Regions from separate parts of the Homo sapiens genome. Here region 2 is linked to region 1. Evidence: chromatin contacts called from ENCODE Hi-C data. All regions are on one chromosome and are shown on one strand. Each heading gives the region's core, a stretch centred on a gene start or an enhancer-like site at or near the end of the contact. The rest is flanking DNA. Distances are from core to core; before and after follow the strand shown.

Region 1 (4,136 bases), core at 618-3,117:
CTGAATAAATGTCCTCAACAATTAAAATTCATTCATTACATGAATTTTTTTAAACTCGCAGTCTTGCATATAAATAGCAAAGGGAATGCTGCATGCAGCTAGTCCATAGATTAAGCAAAGCAGACAGATAAAGATATACAAGTAGCCACAGGACTGGTGTGAATTGTGATTTATAAGCCAAATAGGAAGAGAGGGGAATAGTGTCTCCTCTGGTCATAAGATTTTGTTCATTTTGTCTATTTGTAGACAAAAGTCTACAACCTACTTTCAACATAAATGTGTGATCCATTTCTGTCTCCAGGAGCACAAATTTTAGGTATATTCGGACATCCATCCTTCCCCTTTCAGCCAGGAGCCATGCAGATGTGTAGGAATGGAGGAGTCATCATTTTACAGAAGAGGAAACTGAGGTTCAGAGAGGCTACGTGATGTCAAAAATCATAGCTGCAGGCCTGGCGCAGTGGCTCACGCCTGTAATCCAAGCACTTTGGGAGGCTGAGGGGGGCGGATCACCTGAGGTCAGGAGTTCGAGACCAGCCTGGCCAACATGGTGAAACCCCATCTCTACTAAAAATACAAAAATTAGCCAGGTGTGGTGGTGGGTTCTTATAATGCCAGCTACTCAGGAGGCTGAGGCAGGAGAATCGCTTGAGCCTGGGAAGCGGACGTTGCAGTGAGCCGAGATTGCACTACTGCACTCTAGCCTGGGCAACAAGAGCGAAATACCATCTTAAAAAAAGAATCATAGCAGACGTTAGGATCAGAACCGATCTACAGGAATGCAGAAGTTTCTTCACCCCTAGAACTTTGCTCTTTTATGCATACTCAGTATTTCTCAAGGTATGCTCCACAAGACACAAGTGCCTAGAACATAGGTGCTTTGTGGAAAGGAAAAGACAAAATGTCATGGTCGTCATGGTCAGATAAGTTTTGGAAGTGCTGGATCAGACAAATTTAAGTGGGCTTTTTCATTTGTTTGTTTGGACTGTAGAACTTATAGGACTTGTAACAAGATTTCTTTCCACAAAAGTTGGGGGAGTGGGGAATGCACAGATAGTGCCTACAGGCTTTCTCAGACTCTGACATCAGAACACTTTTTACCGCATGAAATAAATACCTGGGAGCCCCTTAGGGTCCAGCAACCTTTCACACAACGTAGCTTAGAAAATGCTGTGCCGAGCCCCTCTTTCTCAGCTATTTCATGGGCTGGAATGGCATTTGTCCACATTTTGTGGGGCTTCCTTGTCTCTCTGCAGATGCTTCTGAGCCAAGTCCAGAAGACGTGGGAAGTGGGGTCTCTTGGCACTGATGTAGCTACAGCACGAAGGTATTGTGTTTCTCCTTCCTAGGCACCCAAAGTGAGAGCAGCAGGGCGCAGCAGTGCCCAGAGCTGACTGATGGCATCAGGAAATCTAGCTCATCCCAACCACAGGCAGTTTTTAAAATTGGGGTTGTGGCTCCCCCTGCTAAAGGTATCCTCACAGGATGTCATATCAGAGCTCAGCCCCCGAGTGAGAAACAGTTATGCCTAGGGGTATGGAAGGGAAAAAGAGGAGGAAACGGGGGCTTTAATTTCCATCCCTGACTTTTTCCCGGCTGCCTTTGTAAGACTTTGGTCACCTGCTCCTAAAATGCCTCTTCAGCTGTGTTTCTACAGAGGTGTTAACTGCTTTCCTCACCGGGGACTGTGCAAAGGGAGACCTCTGTTTCTGGTTCAGCGACATTACCCACGGACCTTGTTACCAACCTTGGCGACCAGAGAACGCTGATCTCCAAAGGTCTAGACCCGGTGAAACAGCGTTCGGTGGCCACTGACCGGTTTCCAGAGTCAGAGCTCCCCCTGCTGGAATCCAAAGCACGTCGTAACCCTGTCTGGACGTATTTTATTCCACAAGACCGTGCAGCCCTGATTGAGTGAACTTTCCACCAGCCACTTTATCCTCATACACAGGCATTTTCCGAGGAGGACTTGAGCCGACATCAGTGTTTGGCCATTCGCGGTTCTCGCTTCCCCTTGGTTATTTCCCCTTCGCTGAAATATATTCTAGTTTTCCCAGCCCAGATCTAATTGGACTCCTCCGGGCTGGGAATTTAGGTTTGGGAGATTTCCCAAATTAAACCATGAAGTTTATCACTAATATAATTACATTTCTCAAATACCAGACCTTTTGCATTGCTCATCTAGATGGGGGAAAGGAAGAAAGGAAAAAGTGAGGAAGGGAGGGAGAGAGGGAGGGAGGGAGGGAGGGAAGGAAGAAAGGAGGGAAGGAGGGAAGGAGGAACAGTGAGTCCTGCTTTTCTATCATGGGATAATAACATGTCTAAAAAAAGTGTTTCCCTTAATTGGGACCCAGGGGACGGAGAGTAGAAAAATACCTCCAGAAAGTCCCCCTTCGGAGTGGGGTCTAGAGCACAGATGTTGGGAATCAGGTTTCACTCTGCTCCAACAGCTCAGCCTTTCCATGCCATAAGGACCCTGCGCTGTCTGCCGAGGAAAACAACGAACAGTAAACCTTTGCTCATTTCTAGCTTCATCTTCAGAGACCGGATTCTCCAGAATTCCTGTGGCTGAGTAATTCCATGTCCCTTGATTTGGGGAATTCCTCCTAGGTAAAGCTTTAACAGACACCATTCTATTTGAAATCGCAAGTACTGTGCATCTTTTCATTTGCTAAAGGAGAAGAAGAAGGGAAAGAAGGAAGGAGTAGAACCCAGTCAGTGTGAAATGTGTATCTCTCCTGTGGGACAGCGGCAAGGTTTTCTGCTGGTTTTCTAGATCAAACGAGGACTCCTTATGAACTACTGGCACAGAATTTCGAGGCTCTTTATGACTTAGAATTAGGGAGCATGTTGGCTGTGTTTTCCTCCTCCAAAGGTGGAATGTGTGGCCATTTTGGGGCACCTTGAAAATAAAAAATGGAAAGATACCAAATGCAAAAGCCTAAATAAAGGCATACCTCCTTCAACTCAGTAAATAATTATTCAGATTTACAAAAATGAATAAATAAGGGAGCAAATCTTCATTTTACAGAAGTATGCATACACCATGAGATTCCTTTACATTCCAAGTTCCCCTGATGCATAAAACATATGACTAGATTTACAAAAACTTGATTTACACAATTTTTTAGGAAAACAACTTTGCAGAAAGATTAGGTATGATTAGATGCTAGAAGAGCTCTTCTCTCAAGGGAAAACAAATGAGCTTAGCTAACGGGAGATGGTGGAGTTAATAACCAAAAAATTCTTCATGCCATTTGAAAGAGTTGATTTCAATATTGTGAAGTTCTTAAAGATTTCTTAGGCAACTCCAAATGACTGCTTACAGGCATGGGAACAGAACTCCTGGAAGGGACTGCAGCAGGAAATGGGCAGTGTTCAACCCTTTCTGAACTCAAGGGTTCCAGAAGAGAGCCCGTGAGGCCAAATGTGTCAGCTAGGAAATGATAGGGTCTGCCCCCTGTAGGGCAAAGGGAACCTGTACGTTGTCCTTGAAGGACTGACATATTCCTCTCTCCTTCTAAACGCCAGTCCTTCCACTTCTATGAGGATAAATACTGGAGAAAGGAGAGAAGAGGAGGGGAGGGGAAGGAGAAAGGGAGGAGAGGGAAACCTGTGTGGCACTGAGGGCGTTTGGCTGAAGCTAAAAGAAGAAACCTAATTCTAAGTGAATACATTTGTTCCAGAGAGGTCTAAGAAGACTCTCGGAGCCTTGCAGCCTGGAGCTGGATTTTCCTCTGAAGCCCTGCCATGCAAAGGGCAAACAAATGACCATGTAGATGATGCAAATGAGGGTTTCTCATGTATTTCTCCCTGAATGATCGAAGACGCTTCACTTTAAAATTCATACTCAGAATAATTAGCCATTCTAACCTTTAAAAAAAAAAGAGTTCACATGCATACTCTTTTCTAATAAATAAATACTGCCCTGCACCATTTTGAAATGTCTAGGAATTTCCGTCATATTGTGGTCTAATCTCTGATTTGCTTTTAGCCTTCTGATCTGCAGGAGAATCGGAGCTATGCGAATCCACATCCAGGTTCCTTTCTCACCCTTTTATTCTCCCACGGCAGCATTTGGAGATAGCTGGAGAAGGAGGTGTTCTCTTTCTCTCCCCTCTCTCTCTCATAGACGC
Region 2 (4,280 bases), core at 76-2,575, 1.0 Mb before region 1:
TTTAGAGTGAACCAAAATGTCATAGAATATTGACACTGATTTCAAGTTGGCCAGTAGTGTCTCTCACAAAACTTTGAGATACATTGGATTTAGAAGTGATGTTATATTCCCACCTCAGCATTTCTTGACAAATGTATTTGTCAAGAAAATGAAATGAAATTTCTGCCTCTTAATTTTGTTGCTTATGTTTCACTTCAAGTTCTAATCTTTAGTCTGTGACATAATATTTATTATACTAATCCTTAAGGTATGAAGTATATAGCAGGTTCTCTTTTAATTTTGGATGAGGAAAAAAATTTTTTTATAAACGAAGTATACAGCAGGAAATTATGAACTTTGAATAAATACTATACTACCAGTATTTCTCTTTGTCATAAAAGAGAAAACAAAACAAAATATAAAGAACCAAATACTTTTATGTCTATAACTGAAAATATGAAATGTATGAAAATTCATATGGAGGATAATTTATTTACATATATTATGCCACTGTATTTAACATATATATCATTATAATCAGAAGGTAGCCTGGTACGGAGAGTGGAAAAGGGGCTGCAGTGGGTGTGGACTAATACTAGAACTCAGCTCCTGAACTGCCGCTTGTTGGCTGTGTGACATTGGGCAAGTTCAATTCTCTAAATTTTAGTTTTCCTCTTCTTTAAAATATCGAATTCTTGGGATTGTTGAATTAGATGACAGAATGTCTGTGATAGGCATAGCCCACTTTCTGGCAACAGTAAACTATGAAGAAAAGTTAGTTTTTCACCCTTCTGAGCACAATTATTTCAAAGTGCCATCTATGAATAGTTTCGACAATTTAAAACTGCTTTTTAGGGCCGGGCGTGCTGGCTCATGCCTGTAATCCCAGCACTTTAGGAGGCCAAGGTGGGAGGGTCACCTGAGGTCAGGAGTTCAAGACCAGCCTGGCCAACATGGTGAAACCCTGTCTCTACTAAAAATACAAAACTAGCCGGGTGTGTTGGCGGGCGCCTGTAATTCAAGCTACTCAGGAGGCTGCAGCACAAGAATCGCTTGAACCCGGGAGGTGGAGGTTGCAATGAGCTGAGATCACGCCACTGCACTCTGGCTGGGCAACAGAGCAAGACTCTGTCTCAAAAACAAACAAACAAAAACCCACAAAATAACCCTGCTTTTTAAAATTAAAAAAGAGAACTCCGGGTTAGCTCTTTGAGGCCCAGTGTGATTGCCAGCTCTTGGGAAGGAAGCATAGCTTTTGCAATTTGCAGGGCTGCCAGTCTGCCTCAGTCCCATTTGGCTGAATGGACACTGGCTGGGAGCGTGCCAGCCTGTTTCCTGCCCCTTTCCAGGCTCTACAGCCTGTACAGTGTCACATTCTCTGCCACTTTGTACAGCTCCATGGGCTGGTTTTTTTGTTTGTTTCTTTGAGACAGAGTCTTACTCCCATCGCCCAGGCTGGAGTGCAGTGGCGCAATCTCACTGCAGCCCCAATCTCCTGGGCTCAGCCTTCTGAGAAGCTGGAACTACAGGTGCGTGCCACCATACCCAGCTAATTTTTTGTATTTTTTTAGTAGAGATGGAGTTTTGCCATGTTGGCCAGGCTGGTCTCAAACTCCTGAGCTCAAGTGATCTGCCCACCTCGGCCTCCCAAAAAAAGTGCTGGGATTACAAGCGTGAGCCACCATACCCAGCCATGGGCTGTTATTATAGCTGCCTGATCACAGTCATCAGGAAATAAATACTCTGTTGGTGTCTGGAATAGAAGGTGTCAGGCTATAGGCCAGGCACGGTGGCTCACGCCTGTAATCCCAGCACTTTGGGAGGCTGAGGTGGGCAGATCACCTGAGGTCGGGAGTTCGAGACCAGCCTGACCAACATGGAGAAATCCCGTCTCTACTAAAAACACAAAATTAGCCAGGTGTGGTGGCGCATGCCTGTAATCCCATCTACTCGGGAGGCTGAGGCAAGAGAATCACTTGAACCCAGGAGACGGAGGTTGTGGGGTAAGCTGAGATCGTGCCATTGCACTCCAGCCTGGGCAACAAGAGTGAAACTTTGTCTCAAAAAAAAAAAAAAAAAAAAAAGGTGTTAGGCCATAAATAAAAAAATCAACAAGCAAAAAGAAGGCTAACACAGAGTATAATATCCAGGCTTTTGTCGAATGTGGTGTTTCTAGTTGCAAGGCATAAATTAAGATAACTTATCTCTAAATGAAATACTGATGTTAAAATAATGTAGTTTTATGTATTTGAGAAAACTTTTCATGAGTATTAACCTTTTTTTCTAATTCTTATATAAACTCTAATGAATATTCATTTATGGTGAAATGTTTTTAAATTTTTGTCACCTATTTCTCCTTTCACCTTGATCTTCATCCACCATTTCCCACGTCAAGCACTTTAGGTTTTGTAGCCTGAATGATGCTTGTGGACAGATTCATGTTGTCTATCTATAGTGTATTTGTGTGGAAATGTACAGCACTCGTGTAATTGGATTTTTTTCCCTGTATCTCTCTATCCTTTGTTTATTTGTACATACTTAAGACATCCCATATTTGCATCAGGAAGATAGATTTTTAAATATTCAAGAAGTAGATTCACAAAGCACATTTTAAAAATCTTAGATTTGTAGCAAGTTAGATCTCACTTATTCTTTCCTTGCTTCCTAATGAAGCAAATTTCTGACAAACATATCAGTAGGATTGTCTTGCCTGCTGAGGGCAAGAAGAAAGGCTACTTGTGGGGCACTATGATGTATGTAGTGCATACGTATACATGATGTATATGGAGCTAAAAATAAAGTTTGATTTGAATAGTGAAAATAATCACTTCTTAAGAGCTCGTGAAAAATATTTAGTGTTCCTGACACAAATTACTTAGTATAACTAAAAGTATAAATTATAAAATATGTCATATTCAGCTATTACAGGACAGATCTGATAACAGGCTACTATAAAAAGTATTTCTTTGTAAGTGCATTTACATTATCTATGACTTTTTTTGGTATTGTTTAAGCATTTCTGTTTTCACAAGCATTACTGGCATATTTTCTTTTTCTCCAGTGGGTCTTTCTAGGTCAGGAGAGTTAACAAACCCTTTCTATTCAGAACAGTTTCCTTCCTGCTATGCTTGTAACTACCATGCTGTCTTTCCTTGTTTCCTTCTATTTTTTCTTGCTTGTCCTCTATCATGCAGTGCTGATACCAGATTTACAGAAAATATGGGTGAATCATTCCTTTGACACAGGTGTGGTGCAAAGACTTCTGCTGGAACTTTCTGTGGCTGTGACCTGGTGAGCTGGCTAATTGAAGTCGGCCTTGCCTCCGACCGTGGTGAAGCTGTGATATACGGAGACAGGCTGGTACAAGGGGGAGTCATCCAACATATTACCAACGAGTATGAATTCCGGGATGAGTACTTGTTTTACAGATTTCTTCAAAAGAGTCCTGAACAGAGTCCTCCTGCTATTAATGCAAACACTCTCCAACAGGAAAGATATAAAGAAATTGAGCATTCATCCCCACCCTCACATTCCCCTAAGACCTAAATTATGCAGGGGAGAACCCTACATGGAATCATATTCTAGCCGCGTATTCATTAGTTTTTAGCTGGGTGACCTTGGGCAAGTTAACAGAGGCAACCTCTCTGAGCCTCAGTTGTCTCTTCTGTAAAATGTGAAAAGATGTGCTCCCACCACATGCGCAGGGTCTGTGATTTTACATGTATGTAAAACACATAGGAAGCTGACTTAGGAAAAAGAGAAAACCAAATTAAAGTTCTGATAATGAATATAATATAGTCATCCTTTAGTATCCAAGGGGATTGGTTCCAGGACTCCTGAAGATCCCAAAATCTGAGGATACTCAAGTCCCTTATATAAAATGGTGTAGGCCGGGCATGGTGGCTCACGCCTGTAATCCCAGTACTTTGGGAGGCCGAGTCAGGTGGATCACCTGAGGTCAGGAGTTCAAGACCAGCCTGGCCAACATGGCGAAACCCCGTCTCTACTATAAAATACAAAAAATTAGTTGGGTGTGGTGGCGGGTGCCTGTAATCCCAGCTACTCAGGAGGCTGAGGCAGGAGAATCGCTTGAATCTGGGAGGCAGAGGTTGCTGTGAGCCGAGATCGTGCCACTGCACTCCAGCCTGAGCAACAGAGCAAGACTCTATCTCAAAAATAAAATAAAATAAAATAAAATAATTAATAAAATGGTGTAGTATTTGCATATAACCTATGCACATTCTCCCATATAGTTTAATCATCTTTAGATACTTATAATGCCTAATACAATGTAAATGCTA

The links. A loop is a pair of places that touch in the nucleus more often than their neighbours do. Pooled maps may share reads with other maps.
Region 2: a map of CD8-positive, alpha-beta T cell shows a loop between it and region 1 (6-fold over the local background). The contact joins two enhancer-like sites. A Hi-C loop is called at or near these places in 4 of 168 maps with a recorded cell type or tissue (CD4-positive, alpha-beta T cell, CD8-positive, alpha-beta T cell and GM12878), 1 of 37 single-sample maps with no recorded cell type and 4 of 50 pooled maps.

What each region holds. Positions count from the first base shown.
Region 1 is chr2:173,400,287-173,404,422 of GRCh38, reverse strand. No RefSeq gene overlaps it. Among named protein-coding and RNA genes, the nearest start is that of CDCA7, 47 kb to the right of the region's middle. RefSeq lists a silencer at 1,758-1,927. Within about 2 kb of position 1,867, at least 2 of the 41 ENCODE cell types and tissues checked have a DNase peak (open chromatin) inside an H3K27ac peak, as active enhancers do.
Region 2 is chr2:174,435,361-174,439,640 of GRCh38, reverse strand. GPR155 (G protein-coupled receptor 155) reads left to right here. Exons shown (of 16, transcript NM_152529.7): 16 at 3,225-4,280. The coding sequence ends at 3,525. Among named protein-coding and RNA genes, the nearest start is that of SCRN3, 42 kb to the right of the region's middle. Within about 2 kb of position 1,325, at least 7 of the 41 ENCODE cell types and tissues checked have a DNase peak (open chromatin) inside an H3K27ac peak, as active enhancers do.